Regions from separate parts of the Homo sapiens genome. Here region 1 is linked to region 2. A link is an interaction called in ENCODE POLR2A ChIA-PET data of the cell type or tissue named here. Cell type or tissue: Panc1. All regions are shown on one strand. Links, peaks and the distances in the headings refer to the core of each region. The heading gives the core; the rest is flanking DNA.

Region 1 (4,406 bases), core at 336-4,335, 300 kb before region 2:
TGGTTGGCTAATACGAAAAAAGCAGCCCAACACCATTGCCTTCTTTCTGCATTCCAAACAAGTTCTAGTTGAAACTGAAAGGGTGGCATCCCAGGGACCTCAGCAAGTCCCCCCTACATCCCCACCCTACCGTTAGTCAATCTTAGATTTAACAAACTGACCTCATACTACCTTTCTCACTGAACTACTTACTACGCATTGTGAGTCCACTGGAATTCTGTGCTCATGGGGCATCACAAATGCTATATATAAATGTGGCAGCAAGGAATAGTGGTGGATACTCATATTGAGATATCTCCTGTGCACACTCCTCGGCTCCATTGTACCATTAGATTTCATTTCCAAAACATAAGTTATAAATAAATTTATTTAAAATTTCAAGACGGCAATGGAAGAGCTTTAAACCTAACATGAGGTCTTTCTGAGCCTAGGACCCGTGACACTGCACAGACAGCATGCTCATGAACTTGACCCTACTTCAAAGGTTCTTGAAATCAAAGAATCAGGCCAATACTTGGCTTGCCTATGCAGTGAGACAAACCCGTTCTGCTTTGTGTTACTTCTTCTCTTCTTCCCTTATTCTTTCAAGAAGCTTTTATCCAGAAACTCTTCCTTCACATCTGACACTAACTTTCTACTGCTAGTTTCCACTGCTTACTGACCTTTTATTTTATATTGCCGTGTTTTAATTTTACTTAATTTCTCTTTAGCATTATTATTCACCAGTCATATGAACTGTATGAAGCAGTCTATCACACTTTCCAATCTTTTCAAAAGTATTTATTAACATTGTACATTACAACAAAACTATTGCTTGTCTGTTTTGTATTATTCTTTCTGAAATATGTCCTACAAATACAAGTTATTTCTGCATAAGTTTTTAACCCAGAATAAATCTAATACACTTTCATGTTGGGTGGGTGATTGTCTCCTTATAAAAGTAACAGTAGTAAATGTTTTGCCTCTTGAAACTTTGATAAACATTTCTTTGCTTTCCATTTTATAGCGCTTTCACAGTGCTCACCAAACTTCCTGTTTTTTCCCTGAATATGCAGGAACTGAATTTTCTTTCTTCAGCTGTATTTTATCATTTAACATTCTTGTTTAGTTGAAGTATCAGTAATGAACAACTGCAATGACTCATTTCAGGAGAAATATGAATAATAATAACGTTTAAATTTCTTTAGTGCTTTATAGTTACCAAAACATTTCACATATATTTCAAAATTTGATCTTCATGGCAACCCTGGAACTGATCTACAAATATTTTTTAGTCTTAAAATTAATAAATAATACATTAAATAGCATATTAACATGTTCATTTCTTCCATCTTAAGGTTTAAACATTTATTAGAACTTCTTTGGAAATTATACCTTAGTTTCCCCTCTAAAAGCCTCTAACGGGGAATATCAAACCTTCATGGTAAAGAAATAAAATAGTCATTTTGGAGTCATTACAGCCAGTTGAGTTGGTAGCTGACTGCAGCTAGTCACAATCTATAATCACAACTAACTTTAAAATAAATGATTCTTTATTACAATATATTTTTAATTTGCCCTGTGTTCTATACTAGGTTAATGTAGAGCATAGGAAAAAAGGAGGCTGAGTAATTAGGTCCAGTTCTTTTGTAGAGGCCTCTGGTGCTAAGCAGACTTAGCATTTTGATGTTATAAAACACAAAACCAAAAATATCACAAAACCAAACCCAAGCCCCACTTTTTTTTTTTTTTTTTTTTTTTTTTTTTTGAGACAGGCTGGAGTGCAGTGGCATGATCGTGGCTCACTGCAGCTTTGACGTCCCGGGCTCAAGCAATCCTCCTGCCTCAGCCTTCCAAATAGCTGGGACCACAGGCACATACCACCATGTCCGACTAACTATTTTTTTTTTTTTATTTTTTGTAGAAACAGGGTCTCTCTATGTTGCCCAGGCTGGTCTCAAACTCCTGGACTCAAGCAATCATCCTGCCGCAGCATCCCAAAGTGCTGGAATTACACCTGTAATTCCAGATGTACAGTCAGCCCCAATTTTCTTGAAAATATTTTATATACTACCTTCCTTCAAAATTTAAATTACATATACTCATTCTTGAAATCAGAATTACTGTAAAATATTTTTTCTTACTACCGCAAAATCCAAGGAGAATTTGGAGAACAGTTCAAACTTAACTTCTAGTCAAGTGAATCAACATTCCCTGTTTACATAGTAGAATAGCTCACAGAATTCTAAACATAGTTGTATTCTGACTGTGTCACCTGTTGACCTTTCTTGGAAATTATTTTCATATAACATAACATATCTATAATTACATGATACATAATATATAAATATGTCCTTATACTTAAATAATTTGTTAGATCCTCAGCTATCTATTCTTAGGTAAATTTTAACAAAGATTCACTGCTTGCTGCCTTCTTTAAATTTTATTCTGATGACCAATTTCTATTTTAAATTCAGATTTATTTTCCTTCTGCTAACTTTCCATAACTTTAGCTGGGACACACCAATAGCTGGAATACTTTTTAAAACCCATCTTCCTCTCTCTGTGGTTTCATTTTCCTTCCTTTTCCTCTCTCAGGTGTTCAATTTCTCTACTCTCAGGTCCTTCCATACCCTCTCCCTCCCTGCTCTTTCCTTCCAGTTGGTATAGCTGACTGGGAGTCATCAGTTCCCAAAAAGAAGAGGGAGAAAGCACGTTCATACCCTGTACTTTTTGGCTAGTTTCCTGTTGTTGCTCCTTTTCTACTTCTCTCCACCCTGTCAACCCCACCTTTTTTCCACCTCCAAACCCCCTACCTTCCTGTCTGTGACTGTTAACTCCTTTTCCAGCACATTCTCTCTATTATTGCCCCCATTATTAATTTCTCATAACTGCTACTGGAATTTTTTAAATCATTATTGAGTTATTTTTCCATGTGGTACTCTTAATGTTACAGCTTAAGAATAAAGGCTAAAAGATACAATTATTGTTAAAAAGAAGAAACATCAGATATTAAACTCACTGAGTAAAGGTCACACTGACCATTAATACTGGGGCTTAGGTGGGAGACTGGCAACCTCAGCCCCAGGCAGTTCCAAAACTTTTATACTTCTTGAATATTAAGAGTCATGATGGTGGATTCTGGCTTTCTACTGCCAAAATGCACACTAGAAGGAAGTGTTCTGCTTTTGGTGTGACGCCAATAATGTGTAAGATAACTATGCATTGGCCGGGCGCAGTGGCTCACCCCTGAAATCCCAGCACTTTGGGAGGCCGAGGTGGGCAGACCATGAGGTCAGGAGCTTGAGACCAGCTTGGCTAACATAGTGAAAGCCTGTCTCTACCAAAAATATTAAAAAGTTAGCCGGGTGTGGTGGTGCACACCTGTAATCCCAGCTACTAGGGAGGCTGAGGCAGCAGAATCACTTGAACCCAGGAGGCAAAAGTTGCAGTGAGCCAAGATGGTGCCACTGAACTCCAGCCTGGATGACAGAACAAGACTCCGTCCCAAAAAACAAACAAACAAACAAACAAAAAACTATGCATTCATGGAAGAAACAATTCTTCTTCTGTTCTATCCAATATTTGTGGAAATTGTTAATGTCTTAAGAAGCATGTCTGTTGCAAGCCTAAAGATGCCTTGAGGATGTATATTCTTGCTTTAATTCACACAGAGATAAAGACATCTTATACTTTATTCTCCTGGCCTCCCATGAAAATTGTTCACAAGAAAAATTCACTAGCATGTCATTAAAAATGATTAATTCAAAAAGAAGAACTTGAAGGACATGTCTTCAAGTACCTGAAGTGTTATTAAATGGAGTAGCAATTAAATAAATAATTAGACTTATTTCCAGACTACAGTAATAGGACCAAAAGTAAAAGAATATTTTTACTGCTATAAGGAAAATGGGGGAGAATTTTGCCTAGTTGTACATGTTTCCCTATCTTTAGGTTATATCCTTTTTTCTATGGCTTAGCTACTCTAGGGGAAAGGAGTCTTTTCTCCGTTCTAGGGGAGATCCTATCATAAAGTCCTTCAGATCTGGCCTGATAGCTTAAATAGAACTTAAAGAAATTTATTAAACCTTCTATCACAGTAGTTTTTAACTAGGGGTAATTTTGTTCACAGAAGACATTTGGCAGTTTCTGGAAACATTTTTGGTAGTCACAATTTGGGGTGCAGTGCTACTAGGCAGAAGCCAGAGATGCTGCTAAACATCCTGCAAGGCACAGGATGGTACCCCACAACAAAAAAATTTTCATTTCTAAATGTCAACAGTGCTGAGGATGAGATACCCTGGTTTATCAAGACAATGTCCTGGTTAATTAATCCTGCTGCCTAATCCCATTTTGCATGTTAGAAACCAAATACAGTGATCTCTGTTTATCCATGGACGATATGTTCCAAGATCCCCAGTGGATGC
Region 2 (4,406 bases), core at 280-4,279:
TGTAGAAAATACACTCTAATTGTAGCATATTCAAAGGAGGATCATCAAGCTAGGGAGAGATCTAGAACCACTGTGTGTGTTGAAGATGTTAAAGAACTGATAATATTTAACATAAAGAGGTGAAGACTAAGGAGGTCACATAATAGCTATCCACAAATAGTTGAAGATCTGTCTGATGGTTAACATAATTTTGAGGCTTAAGAAAATAGGAGAAGCAGTGGGTGGTAGTTATATGGTGGATATTTCACCTCAGTGAAGGAATCATTTTATAATAATTAGAACTGCTCAGTAATGGGATAAAGTGCCTTTAAAAATCCCCTACCATTGAAAATATTTCAGTAGGATCTGAATTACTGCCTTTCAAGAAAGTCACTAAGTGGTTTCCAGTAGTGGATAGGAACCCTTATATGCTCTGATTTAATAAATCTGTGATTTGTCTCTACATCTGTGTAATTACTCAATCAGTAACTCTAAATCATAGTATATACGTATCGTTTGAAAGCAATCTTGAGCAAAAGGAACAAAGCTGGAGGCGTCACATTACCTGACTTCAAAATCTACTACAAAACTAATAGCCATGAAAGTGGCATGATGCTACCATAAAAACAGATATAAAAATCAATGGAAGAAAATGGAGAGGCCAGAAATAAATCCCCACATTTACAGTCAATTGATTTTCAACAAAGGTGCCAAGAACATACAGGGAGGAAAGGGTGGTCCCTTCAAAGAATGTTGGCAAGAAAACTGAATACCCACAGAAGAATGAAAATGGACTGTCATCTCACATCATGTAACAAAAATCAACTCAAAATGAAATAAGACTTAAATTTGAGACCTGTAACCATAAAATGGTTCAAAGGAAACATAGATAACAGGCTTCTTTACATTGGTCTGGGCAATGAATTTTTTGGATATGACCCCTAAAACCCAGGCAGCAACAGCAAAATAAACAAGTGGGATTGCAGCTTCAGCACAGCAAAGAAAATCAACATAGTAAAGAGACAACCTACAGAATGGGAGAATGGGAGAAAATGGTTGCAAACCATACATCTGACAAAGGATTAATATATAAGGAACTCAAACACTTCAGTTGCAAGGAAAGGAAACATATAACCTGGTTAAAAAATGAGCAATGGAACTAAATATTTTTCAAAGGAAGATATACAAAAGCCAACAGGAATAAAAATGCTCAACATCATTAATCATCAGGGAAATGCAAATTAAAAGGTCAATGTAGTATCGCTTCACAACTGTAGAATGGCTGTTTTTGAAAAACAATAAGTATTGATGAGGATGTAGAGAAAAGGGAACCCTCATTCACTGTTGGTGAGAATATAAATGGGTACAGCCATTATTATCAAAAATATTATAGAGGTTCCTCAAAAAAATTAAAGATAGAACTACCATATGTTCCAACAATTCACTTCTGGGAATATGTCCAAAGGAAATGATATCAATGTCAAAGAAATGTCTCCATCCCCATGTCTACTGTAGCATCATTCATAATAGCCAAGCTGTGGAATCAACCTAAGTGTCCACCAGTGCATGAATAAATAAAGAAAATGTGGTGTATACATACAACAGATTACTATTCAGCCTTAAGAAAAGAAAATCCTATCATTTGCAACAACACGGATGAACCAGAAGGGCATTATGTTAAGTGAAATAAGCCAGACACAGAAAGGCAAATACTCTGTGATCTCAGTCATATGTGGAATCTAAAAGAGTTGAGCTTGTAGAACAGAGAGTTGAATGGTGGTTGCTGGACACTGAGGTGGGAGGGATAGGGAGATGTTAGTTAAAAGGTATGAAGTTTCAGTTAGGATGAATAAATTGTGGAGATCCATTGTATAGCATGGTGACTATAGTTAATAATGTATTGTAGACATGGACGTTGCTAAGAGATTAGATCTTAAATGTTCTCTCCAAAAAAAAAATAGGTGATGTGATGAATATATTAATTAGCTTGATTTAACCATTTCCCAAAATGTACATATATCAAAACATCATGTTCTATGCTGAAAATGTATAAAATTTTTGTCAAAAATAAAATATTTTAACTACTCTGAAATCTGTCATATGAAGACTGCAGTCATGTGCCACATAATCATCTTTCAGCCAATGATGGACTGCATAAACCATGGCCCATAAGATCATAATGGAGCTGAAAAATTTGTCTCCTGGTGACATCGTAGCTATTGTAACATAGCTATTGTAACATTGCAGCATTACTCAGGTGTCTGTAAGTAAGTTTGTAGGTGTAACAAACCTGCATTGCTAGTTATTTCAAAAGTAAAAATAAAAATTAAATCTTAAAAAATACATAAAGTCTTATAGAAAGAAAAATATTTTTGTATTTTTGTACAATGTTTGTCTTTTAAGCTCAGTGTTATTTAAAAAGAGTTAAAAAGTTTTAAAAATATAAGTTAAAAAGTTATAGCAAGCTAAGGTTAATTTATTATTGAAGAAATAAAAATTTAAAAATAAATCTAGTATAGCTTAACTGTACAGTGTATGTAAGTCTAAGTATTATACAAGAATATTTCTAGGCCTTCACATTTACTCACCACTTACTCACTCACTGACTCACCGAGAGCAACTTCCAGTTCTATAAACTTCATTAATGGTGAGTGCCTTATGCAGGTGTACCATTTTTTATCTTTTATACTGTGTTTTTACTGTACCTTTTATAAGTTTAGATATGTTTAAATACATAGATACTTACCTTTGTGTTAAAATTGCCTCCAGTATTTCAGTACAGTAACATGCTGTAGAGGTTTGTCGCCTAGGAGAAACAGGCTATACCCTGTAGCCTAGGTGTGTAGTAGGCTATACCATCTAGGTTTGTATAAGTGCATTCTATGATGTTTGCATGATGAACTTGCCTAACTCTGCGTTTCTCAGAATATATACCCGTAAAGTGATGCAAGACTGTATTTCATTAACCAAAATTAGTAAAAGAATGCTACATCTTCCCCAACTCTCAGATTAAGCTACTTTAAAACTTGTTTTATGAACAGTAAAGTTAACATTTCTTGTGAATTCCTTAATAGGTTTTTAGTTGGCTTTCCAGCTCCAAAGACATCTTTACACTCAGGAGTTAATTTTAAAGATTAATAGTGATTTCCTCAGGGAAGTATGCAATTTGTTCCACTAAATTAAATTAATTGAAACAATTTCCACTAGTAAAAGTATCTCATTTACCTAGTAGATATATTGGTCATTTTTCACGTTTGTAGCTATACAACATTTGGAATACCCACCTTATATTTGGAGAGTTCCTCAGGTTATACATCTTGCCTTCCTGTTCTAAAATTTATACCCTGTATTTTGTTTTAATCAAGTATAAAACAGTGTCAAACGTGGAGACAACTGCCTTTTGAAAGAAGAATTAATTGCTTACATTTCCCAGGAGAAGGGGACATGTCATGCCACACAGAACCACATGAGGAAGCACCAGGTTCGTCAGGAGGCAGGAGCAGGAATGAAGGGACAGCATGGCCCAGAGCATTTATTGTGTTTTTCATGGGAAAGTCAAGGCAGGGGAGGAGAAACAGCTTAGGATTGGCTAGTTTGAATAATGCCAATGGGCTCTGGGCTGTAGGGCCTTTAGTTTTCTGGTACTTGGCTCTGGGTGATTTAGGCTGATTGTGGGTAGAGGTGATACTGGCTTAGCGTGTGAGAGTTAAATACAGGAAGCAGGTAGTGGGTATGGAGTTGGAATTTGTTGGAGAATTTGTAATATGATTTTCATACTACTGCTAAAGCTGGATAATAGAAGAGATGTAAACAACCTTAGCAATTAGCTTGGCCCTGTGATTAATGGATGCCAAGTAGAAAAATATAGAATCTAAGAAAACACATTTTGAACACCTCCCCAAAGTAGAAAATAAAGGTTATTCTCCTAGCCTGTCTTGCTGCCAGGACATAAAGATATGACTGTAGTGTGAATAATCAATGCATTTGCAGGAGATTTGGATTTAGAGGTGTCCAAGATGAGGGAAGCAAGCCGACTGAGAATGCTTCTTTTGGTTAGCAGAGCATTTAGCTCCTGGGGCCAGCAGGAGAGAATCTGAAATCTAGTTTTAGTATTTTGTGTAAAAACTGTGGAGTCTGTAAAAGCTGCGCTGTCTTAGTCAAGTGCACAGGCAATTGTGTTTTTGCCAAAGGAATTAATTCAGTATAGCTGAGCATTTTCTAAATGCTGTCGCTTGTGAGTCTAGCTTTCTGGCCTTCTTGGAAGTTTTGTGAACTCCTTAAGGTGTTTCAATAAGTTTCCTTTATGCTTAACCTATTCAGAGTAGATTCTGTTGTTTAAGAACATTGAGGTATGCAGTGAATTTCTGGAGTCTAATTTTTCCTGAATTTCATTTTAATAAACAGAGGACAGGCAATAGATGAAAATA

What was found. Peaks named below come from ENCODE experiments on the same cell type or tissue, not always from the same donor. Only the 100,000 strongest peaks of a DNase experiment are listed, where the experiment ranks them.
Region 1: POLR2A ChIA-PET joins it to region 2 with 11 read pairs; 1 of 35 experiments calls an interaction of 5 or more read pairs at or near these places.

What each region holds. Positions count from the first base shown.
Region 1 is chr4:80,233,438-80,237,843 of GRCh38, forward strand. The region is part of intron 1 of LOC124900725 (a long non-coding RNA gene); the gene reads left to right. Among named protein-coding and RNA genes, the nearest start is that of FGF5, 31 kb to the right of the region's middle. In Panc1, for the core only: no CTCF peak of the experiment used is centred there; a DNase peak (open chromatin) is centred at 2,224.
Region 2 is chr4:80,535,907-80,540,312 of GRCh38, forward strand. All of the region lies in intron 2 of CFAP299 (cilia and flagella associated protein 299), which reads left to right. Among named protein-coding and RNA genes, the nearest start is that of CFAP299, 200 kb to the left of the region's middle. In Panc1, for the core only: no CTCF peak of the experiment used is centred there; a DNase peak (open chromatin) is centred at 2,555.